Regions from separate parts of the Homo sapiens genome. Here region 2 is linked to region 1. Evidence: read pairs that join two places in POLR2A ChIA-PET (ENCODE). Cell type or tissue: PC-9. All regions are shown on one strand. Each heading gives the region's core, and the rest is flanking DNA. Links, peaks and the distances in the headings are about the cores only.

Region 1 (5,666 bases), core at 954-4,953:
AAATCTGAATACTTTTCTTGATATTGTCTTTTCTGTTACCCTACATATCCACCAAGCACAAAATATCAGGTAAATTCTGTGCTATATATTTTTCTGCAGTAGAGAAATTTATATTCCAGGTTATGGAGTTAGCAAACTTAGATCTGAATCCCATTTCTACCACAGCCATATGAATTTCAAGAAAGTAACTTAAGGTCTTGAAGTCTCAGTATCTTTACTGACAAAAATGGAAAAGAACTAATTATTCCTATTTCACAGGACTGCTATGAAAAATTCAGTGCAAAGAAGTATAAAAAGTACTTACCACAGGGGTTGGGACATAATAAATGCTCAATAAATGTTTTTTTCCTTTTGTTCTCTCCATCTGCACGGCCAATCACCATGTCATCCCTAGCCTGCTACAATGCCTTGTGTCCATCTTCCTGCATCCACATTTGGCCCCCCAAGTCCACTTCACAGCAGCCAGATGCATTTTTAATATGCCTGACTGACATGTCATTCCCCTGCTTAAAATCCTTCAAAGGCCTCTCATGATTCTTAAGTTACAGATTAAAACTGTAACACATTCTGGAAGTCCCTGCAAACCTGAGCCTGAGTTCTTCTTTCTGCTCCAGCCTCATCTTGCCCTATTCTCCTCTCACTCGTCACAGCCTGGAAGAGGGGTCAGCTCACTTCTTCTGCAAAATGCCCCATTTTAGGCTCTGTGAGCCACACAGTCTCTGTAACAACTGCCTGACTCTGCTGATGTGAGAGAAAGCAGCCACAGTCAACACAAAGATGAATGTGTCCCAGTAAAATGATCTTTATGGATATTGAAATTTCATATCAGTTTCATATCATGTCAGGTGCAATGAAGTATTCTTCTTCCTCTTTGATTTTTTTCAAGCATTTAAAAGTGTAAAAACCATTCTGAGCTCATGGCTGTACAAAGCGGGTAGAGGCGGGATTGGGCCCATAGGGCAGTGTGCTGAACCCTGTTCAAACCACACTGAACTTTTTTCAATTCCTGGAAGAAACCAAGTTTCCTCCACATGTGCTCTCAGCCTATTCTCTTTCTTCATCTTCTGTATTTGGTAAATTCCCATATCACGTCTCAATTTAAATGTTACTTCTTTTTTTGGAGATGGAGTCTTGCTCTGTCACCCAGGCTGGAATGCAATGGTGCGATCTCAGTGCACTGCAACCTCCACCTCCCGGGTTCAAGCAATCCTCCTGCCTCACCCTCCTGAGTAGCTGAGATTACAGGCGCACACCACCACACCTGGCTAATTTTTTTTTTTTTTTTTTTTGTATTTTACTAGAGACGGGGTTTCACCGTGTTGCCCAGGCTGGTTTCGAACTCCGTTAGGAAGCCTTCTATGATCACCTTAGACCAGGTTACATCTCTGCACTAGTCACTGTCATGTGACTTTTCCCTCACAGCAGCTAATGATTATAGAAGCAAATAAGTATTGAATTATTAGCTTAAGTTCTGCCCCCTCCCTCAATATAAGGTAAGTGCTCTATGGGCAGTGACCATGACAGTCTCCATGACTTCAGACTGGCACAGTGCCTTGCACATTACAGGTACTTAGAAAACTTTGCTGAATGAGTACTTTCTCTGTGGGAAACATGAGTGCAGAGACTGCATATATGTTTTATAATCACCCCTAGTACTGGGGACACAGCAGATCCTCAGGTGTTTGTTGACGGAGAAAGTTATGCAGGGTTCATCTACAGGATCAGGCTGGTGCTTGAAGTGAGTTGCTGAGGAATACACAGCAGGCTGGAGGAGATTTGGAAGACAAACCAAACGGAAAGGAAAGACCAAATGGGAGGCTCCTCCATCTGCTGAGTCATACTTTTTTTTTTTTAAAGACAAGATTTTACTCTGTTATCCAGGCTGGAGTGCAGTGGTGCAATCTCAGTCCACTGCAGCCTTGACCTCCCCTGGCTCAAGCAATTTTCCTGTCTCAGCCTTCTGAGTAGCTGGTACTACAGGCATGCACCACTATGCCCAGCTAATTTTTGTATATTTTTGTAGAAATGGGGTTTCACCATGTTGCCCAGGCTGGTCTTGAACTCCTGGGCTCAAGCAATCCACCTGCCTTGGCCTCTGAAAGTGCTTGGGATGACAGGCGTGAGTCACTGCACCTAGCCCCAAGTCATTCCTTTTGAAAGACTTGACCAGGGCAGAGCAGTTGAGGTAAAAAATTGACTAGACTAGGTGGTGGTAGTTGGGGGAAAGAGGTGGTCAAAGAAAAAAAATTCTTAACCATAGAAAGGAAACAGTTTAGACTAAAGTCATTTATAAATGTTCAGCTAGCCACCTGATTGTTACAACACGACAGAAACAAATGCTCTGAGAACTTTTACAGCAAGAGGAGCCCTCCTGTCAATAACAGAAGAAAGCCAAGAACCAAGCCACAGGATCTGATTGACAAGTTATTTGGAACAAATGATGGGACAATAAATACTAAGCACAGATCAGGAAACCAACATGGAACACGTGGAAAGCCACGGGTGAGAGCAGCAAAGATACAAGGCTGCATTTTAACAACACCTAAGATTCAGAGTGCTTCCAACCTTCCAAAAACACCTAAATACTTCCACTTGAAAAGCATACTTTATGTTGTAAACAGAAAGAAAACATTCTTTTTTTTTTTTTTTTGAGACGGAGTCTTGCTCCTGTCACCCAGGCTGGAGTGCAGTGGCGAGATCTCAGCTCACTGCAACCTTGCCTCTTGAGTTCAAACAGTTCTCCTGCTTCAGCCTCCTGAGTAGCTGGGATTACAGGTGCCTGCCACCACGCCCATCTAATATTTGTACTTTTAATAGAGATGGGGTTTCTCCATGTTGGCCAGGCTGGTCTCGAATTCCTGACCTCAGGTGATCTGCCTGCCTTGGCCTCTCAAAGTGCTGGGATTACAGGCATGAGCCACCACGCCCAGCCAACATTCTTTATCGTAAACATCCTTGTCCCTTTGAAGTAGGGAAAGGTTGAGTCTGTGCCAGCTAAACATTTGGGAAAACTAAAGCTGAATTGTTAAAATGCCTGTGGCCTGTGCTCAGATTTTCTTTGTACTCACTAGAATAATGGTTCTCAAGATGCCTGGTCATAGCAGCTATAGTTCAATCACAGGCTTGAGTAAAACCTATCCTAGTATTTTTGCTGGCAATATGAATATTTCACTAACAAAGCTAATTGCCTCAGTGGGAGGCTTCCATTTGCAGATGAAAAGGAATGTATTCTCTAAAGAATCCAGGTGAGGTTATATGCTCTCTCCCATCCACCCTTCTACTCACTCGCATACCTGTGAGGTAGATGGTTTTTGCAGGCTTTGGACACTTCTGAAGCAATCAAAGTTAGAATGCCACTGCTTTAGTGACATACCAACTTTTGGAGGCTTTAAAGCTTTTGTCTTGTATTAACGTGTCCAAAAAACACAACTTCAGTTAAAAGTAAACATAAACAGAAGGAGCAATCAATATAGAGTACTCACAAAATAAAAAGATGCACTGTGACCATGCTTTTTTCTCTTGCAAATTCCAAGAAAAATACTACATAATCACAAAGTATTGTTTTAAAATTATTATCCTAGATTATTACTGTCTTACTTTTTAAGCATTAATCTTCCTTATTTGGTAGCCAGCCATGAAGAAATTCCAGGAGGAAAAAAAAATCACTTTTGAGGTTTCTATCACTAAATCACCATAGCTATAAATACCCATAAGATTAAAAACGATCAGCAGTAATTCTCGAGGACAAAGTTACAAGAGAATGTAATGATTCATATTTAATACCAAGTTTTTGAAAGATCTGCAGGCACAAATATTAAAGGTCAGCTTGGAGGACTCTAGAATATGTTTCGGAGAAATTCTCTAAGCTTATTATGCATAGGGAAAAATCCTGCAAAAGGAGTTCAAGAAGTTGGTAACTCCATGAAAGGACAGCATCGCTGTTCCATCTACCACTTATCACGTTTCTCCCTGAACAGTGTGCCATTTAACAGTATTAGAATTTGTTTCTCTTCGTCTTTTTGTTGACCCATAAAAATTATACATATTTATGGGGTACAGAGTGATATTTTGGTACTTGTTTACAATATATAATGATCAAGTCAGAGTAATTAGCATATGTATTACTTTGGGTATTGATCATTTCTTTGTGTTGTGAACATTCAATATCCTCTCTTCTGGCTTTTTGAAAATATACAATAAATTACAGTTAACCATATTCACCCTATAGTATTGCAGAATACCAGAACTCATTCCTCCTACCTAGCTGTACTTTGGTATCCATTAACTAACCTCTCTGCAACCTCCCCTCCCCTCAAGCCCTTCCCACCCCAATAACCACAATTCTACTCTCTATTTCCACGGACTCCAATTTTTTTCGCTCCCACATATATGTGAGAACATGCAGTATTTATTTTCTTGTGCCTGACTTACTTCACTTAACATAATGTCATCCAGGCTCATCCACGTTGCCACAAAAGATAGAATTTTATTCTTTTTTATGGCTGAATAGTGTTCCATCAGGTAAACACACCACATTGTCTTAATTCATTCATCCATTGATGGACACTTAGATTGATTCCTTATCTTTGTCATTGTGAATAGTGTTGCCATAAACATGGGATTGCAGACATCCCTTTGATATACAGATTTTCTTTCCTTTGAGTAAACACCTGGTAGTGGAATTCCTGGATCATACAGCAGTTCTATTTTTAGTTTTTTTTTTGAGAGACCTCCATACTGTTTTCCACAATGGCTGTACTAACTTACACTTCCATTAGCTATAGATAGCCATAAGATTTAAAATGATCAGCAATAATTCTCAAAGACAAAATTACAAGAGAATGTGTGTAAGAGTTCCCTTTTCTCCACATCCTCACCAACATTTACTATTTTTCGTCTCTTTGATAACAGCCATTCTAACTAAGGTGAGCTAGCTCACTGTGATTTTCATTAGCATTTCCCTGAGGATTAGCGATGCTAAGCATTTTTTCATATGCTTGCTGGCCATTTTTATGTCTTCTTTTGAGAAATGTCTATTCAGTTCCTTTGTCCAATTTTAAATCAAATTATTTGTGTTTTTGCCATTGAGTTATTCGAGTTCTGTGTATATTCTGTGCTAGTCCCTTGTCAGATGAATAGTTGACTAATATCTTCTCCCATTCTACAGGTGGTCTCTTCACTCTGTTGATTGTTTCCTTTGCTGTGCAGAAGCTTTTCGGTTCAATATAGTCCCAATTGTCTATTTTTGTTTTTTGTTGCCTGAGCTTTTGAAGTCTTAAGTCATAAAATTTTTGCCTAGGCCCATGTCCTGAATTGTTTCCCCTATTAAACAATACTAACTTAAAGAATTTTCTAGCAGATAATATTGAATGCAACTAACTCCCTGGATTTTAAGTTACACATGCTTGCTTTCTCTTCTATACTAAGCGGAATTCTCCAAGAAAAAAATAATTATTTTTATAGTTATCATTTCCCTTTTTGGATGTCTGTCCCATTCTAGGATATTGTACAAGTAAATATGCGTGCATGTGTGTGAGTTTAGGGTTGGAGCATTCTAATAGAAATTTCCATATTGGTACCAGTATTATTAATATTAAGATGATAATGTAGTGCCATCTTGTGGGCAGAAGAGGTAACTGTCATGCTAAAAATTCCAGAAACCAAAT
Region 2 (5,666 bases), core at 737-4,736, 350 kb before region 1:
TCATAAAGATTAGCGCAGCCCCAAAAAGTGAGCAACAGCAAGAGTCACTGAGAAGAGCGAAAGAACAAACCTCCCACAGACTGGAACTGGACCCCAGCAGGTTGCTGGTGCTGACGCGGGTGGCCTGCTTTTATTTGGCCCCACCCACATCCTGCTGATTGGTCCATTTTACAGAGAGCTGATTGGTCCATTTTACAGAGTGCTGATTGGTCCGTTTTACAGAGTGCTGATTGGTCCGTTTTGACAGAGTGTTGATTGGTGCATTTACAAACCTTTAGCTAGACACAGAGTGCTGATTGGTGCATTTACAATCCTTTAGCTATACACAAAAGTTCTCCAAGTACCCTACCCGATTAGCTAGACACAGAGTGCTGATTGGTGCATTTACAAACCTATAGCTAGACACAGAGCCCTGATTGGTGCATTTACAATCCTTTAGCTAGACGGAAAAGTTCTCCAAGTCCCCACCTGACCCAGAAGCCCAGCGGGCTTCACCTCTCACTGCTGGAGAGGCTGAGGCAGGAGAATCACTTGAACCCAGGAGGCAGAGGTTGCAGTGAGCTGCGATCGCACCATTGCACTCTAGCCTGGGCTATAAGAGCAAAACTCCGTCTCAAAAAAAAAAAAAAGAAGAAAGAAAAAGTAGATCATGTTTTAAATATTTGCCTCGTGTAATGCAGAATTACTATTTACCTTTTGAGATTTTATTTTATTTATAGACCTTTTCTTAAGCTCAAAGAAGATGGTGTGACCCTATAACCATAGGCCAGAGGAATGAGAATGCCAACAGTGAAAGGAGGCTAAGGTGGTAAATCAGACAGGAGCTCGACGCAGAATGCAGCAGGCTGAAGTGCCGCTGACATGGCTTTCTTATTTGCCATGCAAGCTTAAAAAAGGAGAAATAAGGGGCATGCTCTTCACGGGGCCAGCTCTTATCTGGTGGGATGAAGAGTTACACAGCTCCGTGTTATCCTAACTGGGCAGCCTTCCCTGGCACCTCTCAGGCTAGCTGAATGCCTTTTCTCCTTCTTTGTCATCCTAGTATGACACTGTATTATGATGGCCTGTTTGTGTGTCCAGCCCTCTAATAGGTGAGCTCTTTTAAGTCAGTGATTTTTATTAATAACTTTAATAATCCTGATGCCTCGCACACTGCACAAAATTTAATAATGTAACTGTGGGACCAGAACAAACTGGGCCTACTCTCATGACAACAACATGTCAAGTTACCTTGTAGGTATAACAGAGCGAAATAACTGCATGTCATGTAGCCCAAGGATGCTCAAGGGAAAAAGCTTTGACCTCTGATAATGTCCGTAACCAGCCAATTTTCTCAGAACCAAGACTAGGATATGACCAGAACCTGAATACTGGAACTCTTTCAGAAGCAAGAGGTTCATTGGCCTGGAAGATCTTGTGCTAAGATCTGTCTCAGCATACTTCCAATCAGACCCTGTCAAGTCAGCATTCCTAAATTCTATCCCTAGCCTCTGATCCCTTAAAACTTTCCCCAGATCCCAAGTCAGGGAGCCAGATTTGAACCTACTTCCTGTCTTCCTGCTTGATGATTTTGCAATAAAGCCTTCCTTTTCTCAAAAGCCGGTGCCATGGTTCTTGGTTTCTGTCTACATCAGGCAGAGAGCCCATTTGCTCAAAAACAGTAAAAGCTCATTAACTGAGAACTGAGTAGAAGGAAAATAGGGAGGAAGAAGAAAGAGAAAAGAAGGGAGGAAAAAAGGAAGGAAGGAAAGAAAGAAGGGAGGAGGAAAAGGGAGAACAAAAGAAGAGAAAATAAGTAAACGGGAAAGAGTGGGAACTTCAGGGCATTGTGCCAAACCTCTGATCCCAAGGCATCATCCTGGCCTGACGTGAACTTGAAATTCTCTGGACACGGGAAGCCAGGACCTCTGTGCACTAACCTTGCTAAAATTCTCTCCTGCCTCTGCACTTTGCCAAAGTTGAATTGAATAGCATCCATTCTTTTCAGTTTCCACCCTAGAGCAACATTTTCAGTAGTAGAGTTATTCTGGGTTCTACAGGCAACAGAAATCAATGTCTGCCTCGTCTCTTTGACCTTGCATGTGAAGGGGAGCTTTTTTAGGTGATGCAAGTACAAAGGGAGAGTGAAGCCATAGGCAATTTGGACTGCTAAATATAGAGTGGCGCTTTTAAAAATGCTGTCTTGGCCGCTCTGAGTGTCTGGAAAGACCTGCCGGTCACTGGCAAGGACAAAGGATCAGCTTTGACTGGACTATCTGAGGATTCAAGGACCTATATGGAATTGAGAAAGATTATTTGTAGCATATCTTTGGAAATTGCCATGGCCAATTATATGCATCTTGCCTCCTGGCATAATTTCCCTGCAGGTGACCAATATAACTGTTTTTATCCCTGTTTCACAGCAGCCCTGAAAGCAGCCTGGAGTGACTAATCTGGTTTTATAAAAAAGTGTTGGGGCTCAGGAAATGACTTCCCAAAATATGGAACTAAACAAAAAGTCTCAAGATCCCTCTGACCTTTCCCCGACCCCCATCTCTCACACCTTTGTCTCTCCCAAAGCAGATGACGAGGCTATTCTCTGAAGTTCCCTTATCTGCCCAGAAACCGGACTTCCAAAGAGAAATCCAATTGCCTGCAATCCCTTCCTGGAAATTTCATTAAGCAGGGAAGATTAAAACTCATCACAGAGAAAAAGACTAAAAATTAAACACCAAACCTAGAGCTCAGACAAACTTTGAACTGTGTTTGTTCTCCAGTCCCATTCAATTCCCTAAGAGAATTATTTAGTTATCCCTATCTGAATATTGGGTGCATTCATTCTCCCTAAAATTTATTTACTCCTGCATTCCCCTCACCCCTTCTCCTATGAAGAAAGGTTTATAAGCACCTGGACCCCATTGGATTATTGAATAATCATTCTCCTGCAATTCTCCCATGCTATACATGTTAAAATAGATGTGTATGCCTTTTTCTCCTATTAATCTGCCTTTTTTTAGTTCATTTTCAATGAACCTTCAGAGGATGAAGGGGAAAGCTGTCCTTGCTCACCCCTGCACAAGGTAAACAACAACTGTGAGCTAGTGTCATTGCCCTGGGCATAGCTGCCATATAAGGGCATCCTGGGGAAGAGCACGTTGCTATGAGAAGAGAAAGTGTTACGAAATGATAGAGCATGACAAAAAAAGAGCAGATTGTTCATAATGGTAATAAATTGCCTAGAAGCCAGTAAAGTGAACTCTTCAGCTAAAGTCACTCTAGGCCACACAGTGTCACTCAGTCAGGTCCCTTTTAGGTAATGGCAGAAACTGGAAATTGACAAGGAGTTATTTCTCTGTGATACAGCTTTTACCTCCTAGCCTGTCATGTGACTCCTACTCCAAAGTCAGGAAAACTGGTTGCTGAATCAAAGCCAATGAGCTGAGCTTCCTCGGAGGTCTCCACAGGTGAGTTGGGCATATGAATAAAGAGAAGAGCCTGATTTGGAATTGCATCATATCCAAACGCCTTTAACAAGATAGACAAAGCTTGCTTTTCATCAAAATAAAAATCTGCCACATGCTTCTATCCTTGTGTCATGGTACTAAATTGTGTACAAAGAAATATGCACAGGCATTTTCTTGCTTTCTTTCTTTTTTTTTTTCTTCTGTTTTTGAGACAGGGTCTTACTCTGTCGCCCACGTTGGAGTGCAGTGTCATGATCTTGGCTCACTGCGACCTCCGCCTCCCAGGTTCAGGTGATTCTCCTGCCTCAGCCTCCCAAGTAGCTGGGATTACAGGCGTCCGCCACCACGCCCAGCTAATTTTTGTATTTTTAGTAGAGATGGGGTTTCACCACATTGGCCAGGCTGGTCTCGAACTCCTGACCTCAGGTGATCCGCCCACCTCGGCCTCCCAAAGTGCTGGGATTACAGGCATGAGCCACTGTGCCTGGCCCATATTTTTGCTTTCTAAGATAACTGAGTCAGATACGAAATATGAGAGGCAAGATTTTATTATGGCACGAGTTCTGGTGCCTGAATAGGTTCAAATTCATTTCCATTTCTCATTTTCAAGGTGGCATTGGGCAAGTTGCTTAAGTTCTATGACTCATCTGAAAAAGGGAGGCAAAAAGAATGCTCATTCATAGATAGGGTTGCACTGAAGATTAAGTCAGTTAATAATGTGCAAAGTGTTCAGAAATGTATCTGGCATGTGGTAAATCATGGATAAACAGCTGATATTCTAAATGCACAGAGCATAGGGCAATTTGAAGACCTTAATTGTGCAGAGTTGTACAGACAGGGACAGGCACAGAAAGAATTCACCCATGATCTGCATTCACTCATGAATTCCAGCACTCACTCGTGACCGGAAGCCAGGGCCAGCTGTCCAGGAGAGCCTGTCATCCCTCAGGCAAGCACAACCAGATTCTGTGGGGTGCAGGTGTACCGCATGTACTTGGCAAAATGTTGCTCTTATTTGTATGAATGGAACAGGCTGTCTCATATACTGAACCATAACTTGCTATTGCCTGGTTCCTCTCTCCTAGAGAACTTCAAGGAGATTGTGGTGGGCAAATCAGATGATGCCAAAACTCAGATATTTAGGGCCTAATGAATGCCCAGAAGGAATAGGAGTTGGCACTTGCCAGGTTTCTGTCTTTGAACCAAGTGCCAAATGTTTGAACAGTTTTCATAAGTATGTCCCAAGTCCTTCCCTTGATGTGTTAGACACTTTAGTGACAGCAGTGTGGCTGTGCAGATGAGTCCTTGGATTGAGCACAGTGTGGCTGACATGTGACTGTAGGCACTTCGGGGCAGACAGAATTAAAGGTATCCAAGTCTTATGCAGAGGGAGCTGTAGGTTTTGTCCTTAGCTCTGGGCCTTCCAGAACAAAGATCAGATCAAATAAGGTAGTTAATGATCCTTCCTGGCAGGAGGTTCCTTTAACTCATTGAAACAGTGTCTGGAAAGGTAGGATAAGGAACCTAGATACAGTATCCTGAATAGGATTACAATTGCATGAACCCATAGGACATCCATTCATTCGGCCAACAAATACTTATTCAGTGCTGACTATTCAAAAGGCACTGAGGTAGATACTCAGGTGGTTCAAATTTTCTTTGGCAAGATATTGAGCCTCTAAAAACAGTCACCAATAAAGGCACAGCCAGCAGCCAAGCAGTCCTGGAGTAGTGACTCCTATCCCCTAATGGAAGGGACCACCCACATTCTATGGTGATTGGTATCTCTGGAGCTGCTTGAAAGTGGTTCTTAGGGACACAAAATCTCCATTTAATAGTCTTATTTACTTGAAATAAATATATACACTGAAGCACAGCAGGCATCCCAGCTAGTATTGAGAGATCCACAGAAAGAACTCCAAAGTTTAAGCTGTTAATACTGTTGATCAGGTGATTTCTCTTGCCATACCTCTAAAGTTAGCTGAGATTCTCTTTGGAAGAGGATCACAAATAAGAGGGAGGGATTGTTAACGTTGTTTAGGAGCTGAATTATCATCAATTATCATCAAGAAGCTTGACTCTTCAGAGGGCTCAAGGATTAAGGCAAATTAAAATGCTTTCTTCTTCATCCTACCAAGAAGTTGAGTGTTCTTTCTTTATTCCTTTAATTGGTAAAAGAGTTTTATTTTGGCTTTATTTTATTTTATTTAACCTCTAAAAACC

What was found. ChIA-PET counts read pairs that join two places held together with the same protein. Peaks named below come from ENCODE experiments on the same cell type or tissue, not always from the same donor. Only the 100,000 strongest peaks of a DNase experiment are listed, where the experiment ranks them.
Region 2: POLR2A ChIA-PET joins it to region 1 with 26 read pairs; 1 of 35 experiments calls an interaction of 5 or more read pairs at or near these places.

The regions. Positions count from the first base shown.
Region 1 is chr1:233,364,844-233,370,509 of GRCh38, reverse strand. The region is part of intron 5 of MAP3K21 (mitogen-activated protein kinase kinase kinase 21); the gene reads right to left. Among named protein-coding and RNA genes, the nearest start is that of MAP3K21, 40 kb to the right of the region's middle. In PC-9, for the core only: no CTCF peak of the experiment used is centred there; a DNase peak (open chromatin) is centred at 2,989; H3K27ac peaks cover 1,948 bases.
Region 2 is chr1:233,718,905-233,724,570 of GRCh38, reverse strand. It overlaps LOC124904552 (a long non-coding RNA gene), which reads right to left and starts at 106. Exons shown (of 2, transcript XR_007066947.1): 1 at 1-106. RefSeq lists an enhancer at 1-589. In PC-9, for the core only: no CTCF peak of the experiment used is centred there; DNase peaks (open chromatin) are centred at 3,140 and 4,080; H3K27ac peaks cover 1,539 bases.